Linked DNA regions of Mus musculus: region 2 is linked to region 1. The links are chromatin loops, found by intact Hi-C in ENCODE. Cell type or tissue: heart. All regions are shown on one strand. Each heading gives the region's core, and the rest is flanking DNA. Links, peaks and the distances in the headings are about the cores only.

What was found. Hi-C counts contacts between places; a loop is a spot of excess contacts. Peaks named below come from ENCODE experiments on the same cell type or tissue, not always from the same donor. Only the 100,000 strongest peaks of a DNase experiment are listed, where the experiment ranks them.
Region 2: it touches region 1 in a loop (2.5-fold over the local background); 4 of 42 quality-filtered maps call a loop at or near these places.

What each region holds. Positions count from the first base shown.
Region 1 is chr7:133,666,890-133,672,196 of GRCm38, reverse strand. It overlaps Edrf1 (erythroid differentiation regulatory factor 1), which reads right to left. Exons shown (of 25, transcript NM_178115.4): 24 at 4,506-4,657; 25 at 1-831. The coding sequence ends at 657. Among named protein-coding and RNA genes, the nearest start is that of Mmp21, 11 kb to the left of the region's middle. In heart, for the core only: a CTCF peak has its summit at 2,971 (motif pointing left); no DNase peak of the experiment used is centred there.
Region 2 is chr7:133,723,782-133,729,088 of GRCm38, reverse strand. It overlaps Dhx32 (DEAH (Asp-Glu-Ala-His) box polypeptide 32), which reads left to right. Exons shown (of 12, transcript NM_133941.2): 8 at 3,694-3,885; 9 at 4,540-4,689. Among named protein-coding and RNA genes, the nearest start is that of Bccip, 17 kb to the right of the region's middle. In heart, for the core only: no CTCF peak of the experiment used is centred there; DNase peaks (open chromatin) are centred at 1,848 and 3,338; H3K27ac peaks cover 561 bases.

The DNA.
Region 1 (5,307 bases), core at 264-5,263:
TGGGAACTACCAAGGTATTTTAAATAAATAGCTTATTTATTCAAAATAATTCTCTTACCTTATTCACAGTTTCAAGTTTAAAATGAGAAAGTGATAGTACCTATTCTTTACCAATGTCATACACAGTCAGAGAAGGAGTCTCTTCAGAGCATGCACTGAAAGGAGACCTGCACAATTCTCAGTCGTCAAAACCTCCCGCGCACACCACAGCTTGGAAAGGGGACACTTTTGTGTCACTTAGAAGTAGACGCTGATGCGCACTGTTTCTACATGCCATTTGAATCCATGAAATCACTTGAATAAGAGTTCCCTTGGCCAGAGTAACATTTTATCCAAAATAATCGCATCTTACACCTAAGTGTTTTAACGTCAAGAATATTTTAAGTCTCGCGACATCGCAGGAGGTGTTATCACTAAGGAACCATGTACTTCTCGAGGAAATACATTTACAAAGCTTTCGGTTCCATTATAGTTTCTCACCTTCACAAGAAGCCGAACCACCCCACATCCTCTGCCTGCCATGGGAAGCAAGTATCCACTGTGGACCTGATTAAACGCTATGTCCTCATATTTAATAAGTCTCAGCACCGAGTGGACAGACAGACAGCTCCAGGACGGGAAGGCACTGACAAGACAGTCCTCCAGTACCACTGCAGTCAGGGGACAGCACTGCCACTCGATCGGCTGCTACCGGAGGCAAGCTGCTCCAGCAAACAGATGACGACTTCAATTCTTTCCAGCAGAGTTGAGTTTCTGTTGGCAGTCGCTCTCAAAAGCTGGGAGTAAATCTGCTTGTTGGTTTGGAGGACTATGTCTTCTTCAGCGTTACTGCTGAGGTTAAAAACAAACAGGTGAGGGAATAGAGGGAGGGGCTGGAAACAACAGGCACTTCTTAGAGTATCTGACTTATCTATGGCTGTTGAGTAAACCAGAGAAAGACCCCTGCCTTCCCAGCAGAGGCACTGGAAAAAGGCACTGGGAGCAGTCACAAAAACATGGTCAAAGAATATGTCATGGAGAAAGTTGAGTGGGAGCTGGGGCTGATCAAGCATGGAGCAACTACATGGCCCCTCTACTCAGCAACAAGTGCCAATCTAAACTGGCAGCTGAGCTCTGCTCACAGACTCCTGCCTCAGCTTCTTACAACTTGTGTAGATCACGCCCTTCTTAACCTACTGTCACCCACTGAACTGAAGTTACTATCTACAGTCTCCACATGTCAAACAGATCGTTTTCCTCTTAATATAATTAGCTGGTTTACCTTATCTACCATTTTACTAAACTAAATACTTAATGTTTATATCTGGCTAAGGACCGTCCATGATGTTACAGATTTCTTCTCTGTACTACAGCACAGGGCTTCATGATCCTCAGATGTTTATAGCTTTTCATCTCAAATCCTAAAGCCTCTGAAATGTCATGGTGCCACTCTGCTAGAGCAGTGAATGCTAAAGGGCGTGTTATGAACAGCTCGATTCTTAATCCAAAGTGAAATAACTCCCCTGAAATGTAATAAACAAAATGTGTATCTTGTCCAACCTACACAGTTGTCATACTATGAAGCACACTCAACAGCTTCAACAAGAAAAATAACCCTGGGACTGGAGAGATGGCTCAGCAGTTAAGAGCACTGACTCTTCTTCCAGAGGTCCTGAGTTCAATTTCCAGCAACCACATGGTGGTTCACAACCATCTGTAACAGGATCTGATACCCTCTTCTGGTGTGTCTGAAGACTGCTACAGAATACTCATATACATAAAAATAAATCTTAAAAAAAAAAAGAAAAAAGAAAATTAATCCTAATTTTCTTAAAGCTCACTTTAATTTCTGAGAACCTAAGTTAAGCTTTTCAATTATTAAGCCCACTTTCTTATTTTGCCTCAGGCTAATGGGGAGAAACAGCAGTCAAAATAAACTACTAATGTTCCTTTCTGTTAAGGTCACATTCTGATTTCCTTTTCTCTTAAAGAACACAGCTAGGTCTGCTTTATCAACAGTAAACTTGCTAGCTGTTTTTACCGACCACGAATGAAACACAACAGAAAGTCCCGACTCAGCAACCACAGTGACCTGCCTCCAACCTGCAGAGGGCTGTGTTCCTTTCGGTCAATAAACCTGAACGCACAGATCAGCTCCTACGACATTTGGCTTGCATGAAAACTTTAGATTAAAAATTTCTTCAAGGGCTGGTGAGATGGCTCAGCAGGTAAGAGTACCCGACTGCTCTTCCGTAGGTCCGGAGTTCAAATCCCAGCAACCACATGGTGGCTCACAACCATCCGTAATGAGATCTGACTCCCTCTTCTGGTGTGTCTGAAGACAGCTACAGTGTACTTACATAGAATAAATAATAAATAAATCTTTAAAAAAAATTTCTTCAATAATCCAGGTGTGGTGGTATATATCTTTAATCTCAGCACTTAGGAGACAGAGGCAGGTAGATCTCTGAGTTTGAGGCCAGCGTGGTCTAACCTAGTGAGTTCCAGAATAGCCAGGGCTACACAGAGAAATCAAAAACATCATTTCTTCAACACTAATAACCTGGTTGGAAATAAAAATTACATAAGCCATACATAGAACTATTGTGATAAAACATCAAGGGCTGGTGAGATGGCTCAGTGGGTAAGAGCACCCGACTGCTCTTCCGAAGGTCTAGAGGTCAAATCCCAGCAACCACATGGTGGCTCACAACCATCCGTAAGGAGATCTGATGACCTCTTCTGGAGTGTCTGAAGACAGCTACAGTGTACTTACATATAATAAATATTAAAAAAAAAACATCAAAAGACTGAAACTGTCAGTCAATCACCCAAACCACTAATCTGGAAAAAAAAATCACTAAATTAGCTCACAGGATCCTACATACATACATACATACACACACACACACACACACACACACACACACACACACACACACACACACTGCCACCTTGTGGACACCAATAAATGTTACAAACCTACCTGCAGTTAAGTTTTTAGGCAGTAAAAGCTAAGAATCTCTCTTCTCCACTGTGTGTTATTTACTCTGCTTTCTGGTGCACTAAACTGCAGTGAACATACCAAACCACCTTGCTGCGTACTTGAGACTTCCTCCAGTAAAAGTTCTCCTCAGAAGGATAAGTTTGAAGACTGAGGTATGCACAAAACAAATAAATCATGGAATTTTCCACTTAATATTTTGGGCTAGAACTGACCAAAGTAAAAAACATCAGAGGAGGAACTTTAGCTGAGGGCATCTACTTCGTTGGAACTTGGATCCTGTGCTATACAGAAGGTTGCAGTTTAAGAAGAAATTCTCAACTGCAGCTCTGTTCAAGATATAAAAAATGAACTCAATGGAATACCTGGCAGGTGAAACCTCTCAGGCAGACCAAGCCAGCCTCTGCTGTCCTAACGGATGTCCAGTTTTCAACACTCCTGAACAAATATCCGTACAGGCAAGAAATAACAGCTAAGCTGGGCAGAGATGATAGTGAGGGGTTTCTTCATGGGCTTGAAACGACCATTAATGAGAGAGGCACTAAGAGAAAACTCCAAAATTGTACAAGATCAGATTGCTTAACATCACCAAGAAGCAATTTGTGGAGTGATGGACTTTGTTGCAACATGGTTGTGGTGGACAGAAATTTTTGGAATGCTAAATAAACGTTGTCAAAGCTCATAACACCGAGTCACAAAACGAAAATTACTTTATCTGTACCCCAAGATAAAATGGTAAGACAGATTTAACTAGAAACAATGATGTACGTGGGTGCATTTTCTTTGACTTTTATCTGTTTTTCATTTTCTGTAATATGGGCTAGACTGCACTTGTGTTTGTATATCATGCTCCTGATGTAGAACTTTGTACTCAATTTCAAGTTAATGATGCCAAAGAACAGCTCTGGTGAAACAGCACACACATCAGCCGAGGCACCTGGCTGTGCACCCGACCACCCATCTCCCTCCTACTACCCAGCTTCAGACGCCCTAACTTTCTTTTTGGAGACAGGGTTTCTCTGTGTAGCCCTGGCTGTCCTGGAACTCACTCTGTAGACCAGGCTGGCCTCGAACTCAGAAATCCACCTGCCTCTGCCTCCCTAGTGCTGGGATTAAAGGTGTGCACCTTTATATCCACATCATAGTCCCCAATTCACATTAAAAACATGTTTGCAAGTGCTACTACAAACAACTTAGGGTCTTCACTCCACGGCTACTTGTCTCTCCATGACTATGCAGTAGGCACATGGTCATGATTCTTACCTAACAAGGAATAGTACTTAAAAATCTCATTATGGATGGTTGTGAGCCACCATGTAGTTGCTGGGATTGGAACTCAGGACCTTCAGAAGAGCAGTCAGTGCTCTTAATCGCTGAGCCATTTCTCCAGCCTCAAATTTTGCATTTTCTACATACAACATAAACAATACAACCTGTTCTTTTTATCAATAGCAGGAACTCAAGTTCTTTTTATAGGTGAGGAGTTAGCAAAGAAGGTTCAATAAATAACCAAGTAATTTACCTCATTTTCCTTTTAGATGACGACATCAGTTTGATGGATTGAAGGAGAAGGAATGACAGACGAGATTCAAATATACTAAGGAGTTTGATCACTTCTTCTCGATTAAGATTAGGTGAAGAATCAGCAGCCGGTGTAGCCTCATCATTCTTGGGCTAAAAACAGCACAAAGTTACTTTACCTAACCTGTCCTCCTCCCATGTTTCATATACAGTGAAGGCTAAGCAGCCTCTTCAAATCCAGTTTACAGAATCATAAACAGGAAGCAGACCCAAAAGCTCCCTGATAAAGATACAGTAAGGCCCCACACCTAAGAAATACTGACATAAAAGAAATGAATCCTATGTGGAATTTCATGACTTCCCAGCATTGACTGTTTGCTACAGAAGCAACATGGAAACAGGTACTGCCTAGCCAGGACCCACCATGGACAGAAGAGGTGGCAGAAGCCTGGGGCACACTCAGCAGAAATGCTGGACTATGCTGCAGAGTTATGGAGCAAATGCTTCCGGGCAGTCAGCTGGGACTGAGAGCAGAGCGCTCCCTGCTCTTGGAAAGCAAAGGCAAAGACACCTTCAAATAGAAAAACAACCTTACAAGGCTTTGAAACTTCTAACAGGTCTCTCTGTAACTATGCTCATTAAAGACTGAAGTCAGTAATGCAATCATGCAAACACAGCTGCTGTGCTTTGAGGCTCCTGTGTGGTGTGTGGCCGTGAACTGATGAACTTGGGACATGGGAAGGTAACTGGACCACTGGGCTCCAGTGTTTTCAATGCTGCCTCTGGAGAGTGTATCAGGTAAG
Region 2 (5,307 bases), core at 268-5,267, 57 kb before region 1:
TACAAAGAGGAACATTCCAAGAACAGTTTCCAAGACGCAACCCACTGGAGCACCTTGGAAGCATTAGAAAGTCATTTTACAGATAGTGAAAACTTAATTAGGGAGGAAGTTAGAGGCATAGAATAGAAATAGTTTTAATATAACCACAATCAAAGTAACTGCCTCAGGGCTCAGGTCAGCTAGTTAATATTTTTTCATCCCTTAGACAAGTGACTGGGGTTCAATAAATGCTTGGCATTGCAGGTCTGAGCGACTCCTAGCTGCCCAAGGCTACCTACCTAGACTAAGACGGTACTTTCCATAAATGTGCAAACAGACAGTGATCACAGTGATGAGGAGATGTCACCACAGTGCCCCTGAGATGGGTTTCTAGATACTAAGACTGCTGGCCTTGCTCTTTTAGAGTCATGTCAGCTGTGCTCGCAGAGCATGGCTTCTGGAAAGGTGCTGCTCATTAAACAAATACGGAACCAACTGGCTGGCCACTCAGCCTTGGCCAGACAAGAGATTCAAATGTAGAAGTGCTGTGGATCTTGTAAAGGTCCTGTACACACCAGGTACTAGGAAGTGTGGCCTGTGACACTGTCTTAGAAGCTGTTCCCCTCTTCCCCACTCCACCCGCAACACTCCCCCTCCCCCCCCCCCCCGTCCTCATCAGAGCCAGGCTCTTCCATTTTAAGCTTGTACATTTATAAATACTAATTTTATTATTTATTAATTTTTTTATGTGTGTGGATGTTTTGCCTTCATGTAGGTCTGTACACTAAGTACACAGTCCAGAGGAGGATCAGGGTTCCTGTAGGTCTGTACACTAAGTACACGGTCCACAGGAGGATCAGGGTTGTAGTTACAGATGGTGTGAGCCACCATGGAGGTACTGGGAATTGAACCAGGGTTCTCTAGAAGAGGAGCCAGTGCTCTTAGCCATTAAGCTATTGCTCCAGCCCCATGCATTGTTCTGGCCTGTTTTGTTTTTTCCCCTGGTGGTTTTGGTAAAGCCAATGCTATGCTATCTCACTGCAGTGCTAAGCCTTGTTTGAAGCTTGGTCTTAGATGCTGTGGAGTGGGGAGACTTCTAGTTACACTGCAAAGAACATCTTTCAAGGGTATCATTGTGTGTTAAGAGCTAGCAGTCCCGGGGCCTAGCAAACACAGAAGTGGATGCTCACAGTCAGCTATTGGATGGATCACAGGGCCCCCAATGGAGGAGCTAGAGAAAGTAGCCAAGGAGCTAAAGGGATCTGCAACCCTATAGGTGGAACAACATTATGAACTAACCAGTACCCCGGAGCTCTTGACTCTAGCTGCATATATATCAGAAGATGGCCTAGTCAACCATCATTGGAAAGAGAGGCCCATTGGACTTGCAAACTTTATATGCCCCAGTACAGGGGAACGTCAGGGCCAAAAAGTGGGAGTGGGTGGGTAGGGGAGTGGGTGGGAGGGTATGGGGGACTTTTGGGATAGCATTGGAAATGTAAATGAGGAAAATACCTAATAAAAAGTTAAAAAAAAAAAAAGAGCTAGCAGTCACAGTGCCTTATCCTGGGGACACTGACAGCTGTGTCTTGAGGAAGGCCAGCAGTCTTCTTTAGCATAGTGTGAGCAGGCCTTGTGTGGAGACAAACTCAGCCCCTTTCTGACCCGGTTCTCTCTGAGACCTAACTAGTCCCGGTACTGATGTGGCTTGCTTGGCAAAAAGGTTTGAGGGAGGCCTATGGCTGTCTGTGTTCCACTTGTACTTTCTGCTGTGCCACAGGCAGGAGCCAAGCTGGTATGGGCGAGGTCTCAGGGCCCAGCAAAGCTCAGCTGAGCTGTCACCCTTACTCCTGAGCGTCTGAAAGTCTGCCACAGCCATCATCTGAGAGCCAGGCTCGTGGCATGACTTCTATCAGTGTCCCTCTCGTGGTTGGAGAGTCCCCTCTCAGCCCTTCCCATGTCTAGTGACCGAGGAGCCCTAATCTTTCACCCTGGCTGGTAATACAAGCTGAGGAGGAGCATGCTGAGGAAGGCCTGACTATGGCTTTTGAGGCCTGCTTACCAAAGACTTCCTGTCTTGTTCTGTACCTGGAAGTACTTACCCATCCCAGACAAGCAGAGGCATAGGGTTCTGTAACATTCCCGAGGGTAGCTGTATTTGAAACCTGTTTCCTATAGGATAATATAAATACAATGACATGAAATTGTATAATGCCAGCTAGTGCTCCCAGTCCCTCGCTGTTTCAGCACAGCCATGCTCCTTCCTGCAGCCGCCCCTGCACCTTCTCTGGCACATCCGAAGCCCCCTTTCAGGTCCCACAGATCCCTGATGGAACTCTGGGACTACTAAGTAGCCTGTTAGTTCCTTTCCTGGAACTGCAGACTCAAGGCTGTGTGTTTACCAGTAAGGTCAAGCCCAACGTGCCCAGGGAGAACGATAAAGAAAGCATTCCACTTGGTAAATGTTGATGGGGGACGATCACAGGCAATAGGTGAATGATTTCACTGTCTCCCCCGAGTGTTAGTCTCAGCAGGCTCCTCCCCACCCTCTCTGTTCCTAGTCTCTCACCTCAGATGCTCTGCTCTCCCTGCCGTACCCCAGACCACACTTGTGGTTTCTAAAAGCTTTCTTGGCTTCCCGACCATAGTGGGAATGGGATCACATTAGAGCTTGTGAGGAGGCTGCAGTTTCTCGGTGTGCCTTGAATTCTGACCGTTACCTTTGGTGGTCAAAGTGTAAAGATAGCAAGTGAGTCATTGTTTTCTCGTCAGCCACTTAAAACTCAGGGACAGGCAGATTCAGTTGCTTCTGGGTTAGGCCTATAGGTGTTGCCTCCCGAACACCACACACATTCCAGGACTGAGACTGACAAAAGGCAGTTTTCAGGTTTTCAGCACAGTAGGAGTTGGTGTAGCCTTTATAGGAATACCAGGTGGCAGACAGGTGAAACAGTGTATTTAATAGAACTTGGTCCCAGAAGGACAGAGAGTAAGTAGACTTCTTTGTGGAAATTGAGCAGATGTGGAAATTAATACACACTGTAGGAGTGCCCATGTTATCTAAGAAATGAGAGATGGGATAGGTTTGTCTGTTTGCAGTAACCTTGTGTGTTTGTGTCTGGTGTTTCTGCTTTTCTTGTGACTTCTAGGCCACTCTGTCTTAGCTCTCGTTCTCCTTGTCGGACCTCAGTTTACTAGATTCTAGACCATGTATGTTTTGCCTTATTGAGCAACAAATATTATGTCTTCCCTTAAGTATACTCAGGCTAGCTTTGTAGGCTTGTGCAAGAGCTGCTTCCATAGTTCAGCGTTCTGTGCCTGCAGCAGCTGCCGAGCTGGCTGGCCCGTTGGTGAGAGCAGGCTCTGCTCCAGATGTTGTTTGAGTACCACGTGTTCCAAGTCACAGCGACTGGAACATGGCTGCCTGGTCAGGAGAGATCTCGGATCCCTAGATCCTCAACTTTGACCCCTCAGAACTGCAGCAAAATGCAGTGAGTCCGTGGCTGTCCTCTGAGGAGCCTGCCACGGTTTCAGGGTCCTTGTCTAGATAGCCATAAGGTGTACCCTGTCAGCCTCAGAAGCTACGGGCTTAGTGTCTGACCAATTCTTGCTTTACCGATTCTGTTCATTGGTTGTTTGTTTTATGCAAAAATGAAAAGTCACTACGTGCTGCCCCCTCAGTTGTGTAAAATTCACTTTTTTCCTCTTTCCTAGCTCCAGAAAGCCTGATGCAGGCACTGGAAGATTTAGATTACCTGGCAGCCCTGGACAACGATGGGAATCTCTCTGAGTTTGGAATCATCATGTCTGAGTTTCCTCTGGATCCACAGCTCTCAAAGTCTATCTTAGCATCCTGTGAATTTGACTGTGTAGACGAAATGCTAACCATCGCTGCCATGGTAACAGGTATTCCTTAAAGACCTTTCTCTCTAGGTACTGTGAATCCACAGCACGTACAGATTCAAATGGAGTCTAGATGTAAGGGGATAGTAAAGTGTTTTAATAGACTGAGAAGGGGAAACCTTTACAATTACCTTAATTAATGCAAAAACAGAAAAGGCCAAAAGGCGTGGGCTTGGGTTTTTGCCAAAAGGACGCGTGTAGCTCAAAACAGGCAACAAGCAGTAGCCACAGGCGGTGTTTCCCAGACAGCTGGGCGGCCTGTGTTTCCTGCCAGCTTCGTTATTTTATACCGGCTCCTATTATTTTCATACATTCCTTGACAGCAGCATGGACTAAATGCTGTGCTACATCTGAACATAGTCCTGAGCCTGTGTCTGACCCTCTGGGCCCCTTGACATTTGGACACAATGCTTCTACAAGAATATGAGCAGAGTGCTAACTGCTATTGGCAAAACAACGTGCACAAAAAGGACAAAGCACTAAGACCACTCACTTTTCATTTCTTGGCTTCCAAGCCAACAAAAATATTAAGAACAGCACATTGATCCAGAGATCCAAGGCAAGAGTGGGTTTACAGACGGGGGTCCTGCCCCTTGGCACACCATCAGGCCAGGATTGTCCTCCATGTTGCTGACTGTGACTTCTTGCATCTTAAAGCTCCCAGTTGCTTTTTGCACGTGCCTCATGGTGCTGAGGAGGCTGCAGTGACTTGCTGGAAAACGTTCTTGCACCCTGAAGGTGATCACTTTACGCTCATCAATGTCTACAATGCCTACCAAGATACAGTTCTGAACTCTGCCAATGAACGTATGTGACCATGTTCCCCAAAACCACCTCCCCAGTCCCTTCCCCTTCCCCAGAGGAGGCGCAAATACTTGAATTATTTACTAGCCTCCCTTCTCTGATAGTCCCACCAGCCACTTAAACAGAATGGCACTGGGTCCCTAAATATACCACAGGCCACTGCCATCCACCCAGAGGCCTAGCATGTCACGGCACAGGTCTGGATTTGGGGAGCTTTAGTACTCTGGTCAGCCAGCTTTCAGAAGCAGCACGCCTGAAGCACAGAGACGGGTGCACCTGAATTGCAGTGGCTACTGTAATGCCCCAGGTGAGGGCCCACTGCTGGGGAAGCTGCCAGGGCAGGGGACAGATAGCTGGGGTTAGCAGTGGACCAGCCGGCTTCCCCAAAGGAGGCTCCTCCGCTTCCCACAGAGCAGCCTCACTTCCTGTGCTCCAGAAGATGAGGTGTGAATGATGTTTGCAATGATGTAGAAGAACTGAGATCAGATTGCAAGGCTCATGTCAAGAGCAGGGATGCAGTGTTTCCACGTGGACTGGAGGGAAAGGTGATGGATCAGCTTTTGAGCAGCAGGCTGCGTGATGGCATCAGACCAAGTGTGGACTTCTGTTACTCTGAGTGGG